Linked DNA regions of Homo sapiens: region 1 is linked to region 2. Evidence: chromatin contacts called from ENCODE Hi-C or POLR2A ChIA-PET data. All regions are on one chromosome and are shown on one strand. Each heading gives the region's core, a stretch centred on a gene start or an enhancer-like site at or near the end of the contact. The rest is flanking DNA. Distances are from core to core; before and after follow the strand shown. Region 1 has its middle 220 kb from the start of LINC00460. Region 2 holds the start of LINC00460 (long intergenic non-protein coding RNA 460).

Region 1 (3,464 bases), core at 950-3,449, 220 kb before region 2:
CCTAGATCAACTTCCTTCTCCTCTGGAAAGAACACTGCCCTTTCCACTAATGCACACTGCAGGATGAAAGGGCGAAAGAGGAAGAGAAAAGCTTGAATGTGAGTTCTCTATGCACTTAGAGAAAATTGCATGGTACTTCAGCAGAAATCTTTGAGCAGTACTCAAAGATATAAAAGCAGTATGTCCTGCTAGAATCCTAAACCTTTCAAATGAAAGTTGCCTTACTTTTTTTTTTCTTTTCTTTCCTTTTTTTTTTTCTTTTAAAGTATAACCCTGCAATTTACTGGAGCTGAAGGCCCTTTTTTTTTTCTGACATGGCAGATTACTTTTTTTTTTTTTTTGTAGTGGGATCGAGTGTTGTTGTTAGTTAGAATAAAGGCCTAGACACAAATTCTCAGGCTCCGTTCCTAGTTCTGACCATAGTAATGGGGAAACATCATGTCTTGGAGCAAATAAATAAACGCACATAAATGCATCAGTTCCACTTAAACCCTGTAGGAATGCTGCTATCTCTTGGGAGATACCATAACGACAATGCATACAAGGCCAGTTGTGATTTCCAAAATTCAAAGAAATACAATAGAAGTTGTAAGGGAAATGCCCCGAATGGGAGAAACTGTGTTCACTCTGGGAGTAATTGCTTAAACAACATTTATTTAATCAGCTCCATGACCACTCATAAGCTACAGTATCCTTCAGAATAAATTCCAAAGCTCCATATTGTATTACTACTTTCACTTCAATTTTGGAAAAAGAGGTATACCAGTAGATTTTAAGATGCATCCTTATTCAAATGAAATACAATATTATCCAAAAAATTCCTTGAATCAGTTGCTAATTAACTTGTCTACTTGATAATTTACTTTTGAGTAACAACCGCATACTCCTCTCTGCTTATACTTTTTTACAAATACTATTTTATTGTGTAACTGGTGCACACGTATCATAACATATGCACCAACAAAACGAGTACTTGCTGGAATTTTTCCCATCCAAGTACTAACGAGGCCCGACCCTGCTTAGCTTGTGAGATCAGATGAGATTGGGCACGTTCAGGGTGGTTTGGTGGTAGACACATGTCGGGGTTTCTATTTCAATCAGAAGACAGAAAAATAAGACAGGGAGCATGGGAAATCACCTCCAAAATGGAAAAGGATTCTCCTAGGGTGTCTTACTCATTGTCAATTTCAGGAAATTCCCCAAGGGATATTCCTGAATGTTGAGTCCGTCTAGCTTAAAATGACTCAAGTCATGTAGCAGTTCTCCCAGAATTCTGTTTCATAGACTATTTCTCATGTTCACTGGAATCACAAGAACTGTTTTTTCTTTAAGATATGAATTAATATCAACCAAAATTTAAATTAACCTAATACATTTCTTCCACGGTCTAGCCTCCAACATAACTTTCAAGCATAACTAAGACATTACTTTATTGAATTCCTTAAAAATTGAAAAATTAACTGATGCTATTTTTAATAAATGTCAAGTCATAAATGCAGTCTACATTGCAGACATTGAAAACAATTTGATTTAAAAGGCACAAACTAGCTTTGGTCTTTCTGTTTAATCCCTTTAGTGTAAAAAATGTCCTGTTCCTGACTCATTTCTACACTATATTCAACAAATAGCTTGGAAAATAAATTTTAATGACTCCTTTTGTGCTTGTATATTTTTCTTTAATATCTTCTTATTCATTTTTGAACAAAGAGAAATTGACAGAGTCAAAGACATGACCTTTAATTTTAAAGGAATTTTCTTTTCTTACAAATCTGCTATCATCGTAATCCTAAAAGCACAAAAGAAAGCTAAATTATCTATCCTTTTTTCTTTGACCACAGCAACTTTTAAAATTTAACTTTGATCCAGATTAAATGATAGTTCAGCCAAAAATGTCAAGAGGAGCCTTCTGGAGTTGGGTCCTATGTGTGAGTAGGTGGTTCATGCTGTTTAAAAGGCAGGACTGAACTGCAGCGTGGGGTTGCTATGTAAGGCAGTAAATAATGATTATAAAATGCTTTGTAAACATTTTTAATGTGACACATCAATGCTCTATGATAAAAACTAAAATTCTCCAGTAAAGTATAAGGGGACCCTGTGCTGGCAGAGGCGCTGGCCTCTGGATGAGTAATAGCCACTATTAGTAAAACCTCATAGCTCCTTTGAGAGGGAGGGATTGTGCCATCTTGCTACACTTGTTACCTCCAAATATGGGAAAGTTATTCCTTATTTCCTTTTCAAAGCTTGACTACTGATTGAGAACAGCGGTGTAAATACTTGTTCTCTTACACCAGCCCAGTGAGTCACAGCCACAGAAATTACAGGAGTTAAGAAAGTGCATCATCTCCTTCCTTGGAGAACACGGAGGGATGGTGACTTGCAGTATGGTCTGGTTCTCAAGCTCACAGTGCACCTCTTTTCCTCAGGGCGTCTTCTTCTGTCTATTCATTGCTTATTAAGCTGATACTCACTTAATGTATTTTCTGGTCTCAGTGTAACCTATTCTGCTAGGCCTCACGAAATAACTACCTTTAACGCCATGTTGCCTTTCTGAATGAAAGCAGCCATCTATTCTCACAAACAGTACCCTTAGACCACAACATCTCACCTAAAAAATATTTCTGTATTTTTTTTATCAATAGTTTAGCATTTATCCCTATCAAAATTACCTCTCTTCAATTTTATACAACCAAAGTTTGGACTAATTTTTGCTTAATATTCTAGATTGTGCCCTATTGGTAAATTTTAAAAGCCATTGTTCCCATATCATTGCCTCTATTTACATAAAGCCTAATATAACTTGTCCCATGATATATTGTGTATTACAGTGATGATATCTGCCGTAAACTTTAAACAAATGGTCTATCCACCCATATCCCATGCTGTTTATACCACATGTGCCCTGTTTTGTTGCTTCATATTTTTTCATAGAATCAGTGAACCTACTACACTACTATATTTCTTATTCAAACTCTGTCGTTATTGGGGTCAGTCTGCAATTAATACTCTCATATAGGTCCTGGGAAAGGGAAGAGAGGAAAAAGTGGAGGATGAGGGTAGGTGTATGATTCTTTGGGAGGCACAATATTTTGATTTTCTGGGACATGTTTTCAATACATGCACACACCACATAGATTTTGATATGCTCCCCATTTTGACTCATTTGTCAATTTGGGCAATATGTATCTAGCGTCTCCTATAATCCAGGCTCTGTCCTCCTTACAAGTGGACGTCATTAGCAGAAACTGGAACTACTGAGAGATACAGGCCATAGGTAAAAACCAGCGGAAGGCCCCCTGAGGCCAAGCCCCATCAATGTCATTGATTTTTATTTCAGTGTTTCTCTGCCAATTGTTCAACCTTCCTGAAATTTATTTTCCTAAAGAGAAGAGAGCTTGGATAAGCCATGTAAAATCTCTGGCCTTTGTTTTTCTTAGCTATATAATCAAGCAGTTGACTTGTGAAAA
Region 2 (3,744 bases), core at 107-2,606:
TAGCAGAGGCGCTCTCCCTTTCCACGGGGTACTGCTTTCCCTGGGAGACGCGAAGAGGAGAGGAGGGCCCGAGTTCAAGCAGGGAGGGAATTCAGAGAGCAGTCATTCACCAAGTCCCCTCCAGCCCCAGCCCTGTGAGCCAGTCCTGCGGGTCCTGCCTTTCGCTAAGAGATTCCCGATTCCGCTCCCTCCGGACGCAGGGAGGTTGAGCAGGGGACACGCAGCCTTCGCCCTTCCCAGTTTTCTCTGTGTGGCCTCTGTCTCTCTCTCTCTGTCTTCAGGAACCAACAAAAGGCAAATGAATTCATTAGGGAGACCAACACCCGCCATGTGCCTTTCTTTTTTTTTTTGAGATGGAGTCTCGCTCTTTCACCCAGCCTGGAGAGCAGTGGCGCGATCTCGGCTCACTGCAAGCTCCGCCTCCCGGGTTCACGCCATTCTCCTGCCTCGGCCTCCCGAGCAGCTGGGACTACAGGCGCCCGCTACCACACCTGACTAATTTTTTGTATTTTTAGTAGAGACAGGGTTTCACCGTGTTGGCCAGGATGGTCTCGATCTCCTGACCTCGTGATCCGCCCGCCTCGGCTTCCCAAAGTGCTGGGATTCCAAGCGTGAGCCACCGCGCCCAGCCATATTTGCCTTTCCTTTTTTGCTTTTTCAGATGGGGTCTCACTCTGTCAATCAGGCTGGAGTGCGGTGGCCCGATCTCAGCTCAGTGCAACCTCTGCCTCCCAGGTTCAAGCGATTCTCCTGTCTCAGTCTCCTGAGTAGCTGGAATAACAGGCATGAGCCACCAAACCCGGCTAATTTTTGTAGAGAGGGGTTTAGCCATGTTAGCCAGGCTGGTCTCGAACTCCTGGCCTCAAGTGATCCACCCACCTCCGTCTCCCAAAGTGCTGGGATTACAAATATGAGCCCCTGTGCCCGGCTGCATTTGCTTTTCTTTAAGGCCGTTATTTAGGACTCAAGAGAGGGACGTCAGGAGAAAAGGTGAGGGAATTGCGGGCGAGAGTGGAGAAGAGGGTAGGCAAGGTTTGGAGAAGTTGCTTTGTTCAACAGTCACCAGCCTAAGCAGCACATCAGTGCTTTCAAGTTAAAGGTAGGAAATGGAAGATAATGTATCCTGTTGAATCTATAGGGATAATTCAGAGATAATTAAAAATATAATGACCCAAATTGGGACTGAGGAAACACGTTGGCATTAACCTCCTTGCCCGGAGAGAAGGTGCCGGGAGAGCTCGCGGTAGGTTTGCCACTTATTTAAGACTCCATCTCCACTTGTTCCTAACCCACTGAGAAATCGGCTCATTATTGACTCAGAGGGATGAACGCCAGATCCTGACTCACCGGTAACCACTTCCTGCAGAAATCCTCCAGCCCTGTTAGAAATGCCTCAGCCAGGGGGACTCATCTCCTCAAACCTGGGGGACCGAGACCTATGAGAGGTCACAGCATGAGGTGACGGAAGTGCCATGTGCACAGGGTTGATTTGGTGGCTCTAATTCTTATAACATAAAAGCTTGCTTCTTAGCATAGTTCTTGCAGTGTTAATTTTAGAGACACATAACGGAGAGGAGTAGGGAAATAAAGACCTGTCTGGTCCTTCCCCACTTCCCTAATCCATCTGTCTCCCTTGCTATGTCTCTAAACCTTCTCCAGCCAGGACATCGGAGGTACCCAGACATTGTTATGAAACTCCGCATGTGCCCCTGGTGGACGCTGCTGGACCCAGCATGCACACTTCTCGGCTAAGAGTCACCCTGGATGAACCACCATTGCCAGCGGGGAGCATGTTGCAGCTTTCCCACGCAGTGGATGAGAACGAAGGTTACGACCATTGTGTGGGAGGCGTCTGTGTAGCAATTGCTGGAATCACTGTGAGTAGTCCGTGTCACATGTGTCTCCCCTGATCTCTCAACGTCTCTTCTTCCCTCTCCACTCCCACTGTCTAACTTTATTCCTCTTTTTTTTTCTACCCCTTTCCGGAGACAGTGTGGCATTGTAGAAAGACTGAGCGTGGGAAAGAAGACGCATTCTGAAGTCACCCCGATTTATGTTAAATTATCACCTTGACTACTGCTATAGAACGAATGTTTATGTCCCCCACCCAAATTCGTATGCTAAGACCTAATAGCCAATAAGATAGTATTAATAGATGGGGCCTTTGGGAGGTGAGTGGCTCATGAGGGCAGAGTCCTCAAAACCAGATAAGTGCCCGAATAAAAGGGGCCCCAGAGAGATCCCTTGCACCGTCTACCATGTGAAGTGTAGAACACAGCGAGAAGGCCACCTATGAGCCAGAACGTGGGCCCTCACCAGAACCCAGTTGTGCTGGCACCCTGATCCTGGACTTCCAGCCTCCAAAATGACGACAAAGAAGTTTGTTTTTCCTGAGCCATCCACTTCAAAGTATTCTGTCATAGCTCCCCAAATAGACTAAGACATCTACTTAACCTTGGTCAAACGTTTAACCTTGGAGTCCACGCCTCTGAAATGGTGACAATAACACTGTGTATTTCCTACTTTATGATCAGGATTAATAAATGTAATTTATTAATCAGAAATTAGTAATTTCTGATTATTAATTCTATGGTGCTTGATACTTGATTGAGGCTTATTTAATATTTGGATCTCTTTTAATTTTTTTCTTTTTTGCTCTTTCTTTCTGCTTTTCCTCTTCCCCTTTTCCTATTGAAATAGAATGCAGAGGATAAAGCAAGCAAACAAAAAAACTTCCAGAAGAATCACAGAGTTTTAGACCTAGAAAAAAACTGAAAAATCATCCATTCCACTCTCCTCATTTTACAGATGAGGGCATCGAGCCTCAGAGAAATGAAACTTGCCCAAGACCACACAGCAAGTGAGTGGGGGACTCATGACCCAAGACACTTTTTCCAGGCTTCCTTCTACCACATCATGCTGCAGAAAACACAGCAGATGGGAAGAGACGAGGCATGTGGTTGCCATTTCTGTATTACATCCAATTCATATTTCATTTAGAAAATGTATTTCTAGAACTTGTTAAAAAACCTGAATGATTTTGATTGAAGTTTTTCAAAACTAGGATTACTATGCTTCTAATGGAGATCAAGTTCAAATTTTTAACATATTTTGCCTTATTTTGCCACTCCCCTCAAAATATCCATAGTATTGAATGCCCAGGTTTCCTGTTTGGAAAAGCCCGAGGATCTGTGCACACTCTGGGCTACTCTTGCCCAGCTCCTGACTGAGGCACTGGACCTGGCCCGATGCTGCTCTCTGCTGCTGCCCAGCTCTTCTGCTCCACCGGCAACACTGTACCCAGTTAATCATTAGGGCCCTTGTCTCTGTACAATTGCTCTGTACAACTCGATAAAATAATCCATGCTAACAAAAGTCTAGAATGGAAGGTGCCTGCTATGGTTTGAATGTTTGTCCCCTCCCAAATTCATGATGAAATTTAAGCCGTATTAGAAAGTGGGACTTTTGAGAGGTGATAAGGCCATGCAGGGCCCCCCTCATGGGTGGGATTGGTGCTGGTATAAAAGGGTGAGCTTAGCCCCCTGCCTCTCTCACCTCCTCACCTTCTGCCATGTGATGATGCAGCAAGAAGGCTCTCGCCAGATGTCGGCACCTTACTATTGGCCTTCCCAACTTTCGGGACTATGAGCCAATACATTTCTGCTTATTGTAAATTACCTAGTTTCAGCTATTCTGTCATAGCAGCACACAACAGACTAAGACGCTCTTCAACTCACTCCTCAC

The links. Hi-C counts contacts between places; a loop is a spot of excess contacts on that map. ChIA-PET counts read pairs that join two places held with the same protein, here RNA polymerase II (POLR2A). Pooled maps may share reads with other maps.
Region 1: a loop to region 2 is called in a map of PC-9, with 2.1 times the contacts of the local background. The contact joins the enhancer-like site here to the promoter of LINC00460 in region 2. A Hi-C loop is called at or near these places in 5 of 168 maps with a recorded cell type or tissue (Caco-2, MCF 10A, PC-3 and 2 more) and 1 of 50 pooled maps. POLR2A ChIA-PET finds 5 or more read pairs at or near these places in 1 of 52 experiments (AG04449).

What each region holds. Positions count from the first base shown.
Region 1 is chr13:106,154,417-106,157,880 of GRCh38, forward strand. It overlaps the pseudogene RNA5SP38. Among named protein-coding and RNA genes, the nearest start is that of LINC00460, 220 kb to the right of the region's middle. Within about 2 kb of position 2,200, at least 5 of the 41 ENCODE cell types and tissues checked have a DNase peak (open chromatin) inside an H3K27ac peak, as active enhancers do; they include PC-3, PC-9 and endothelial cell of umbilical vein, where a contact is called at or near this core.
Region 2 is chr13:106,375,208-106,378,951 of GRCh38, forward strand. LINC00460 (long intergenic non-protein coding RNA 460) reads left to right here and starts at 1,357. Exons shown (of 3, transcript NR_163477.1): 1 at 1,357-1,458; 2 at 1,660-1,877; 3 at 2,701-3,388. RefSeq lists an enhancer at 895-2,094.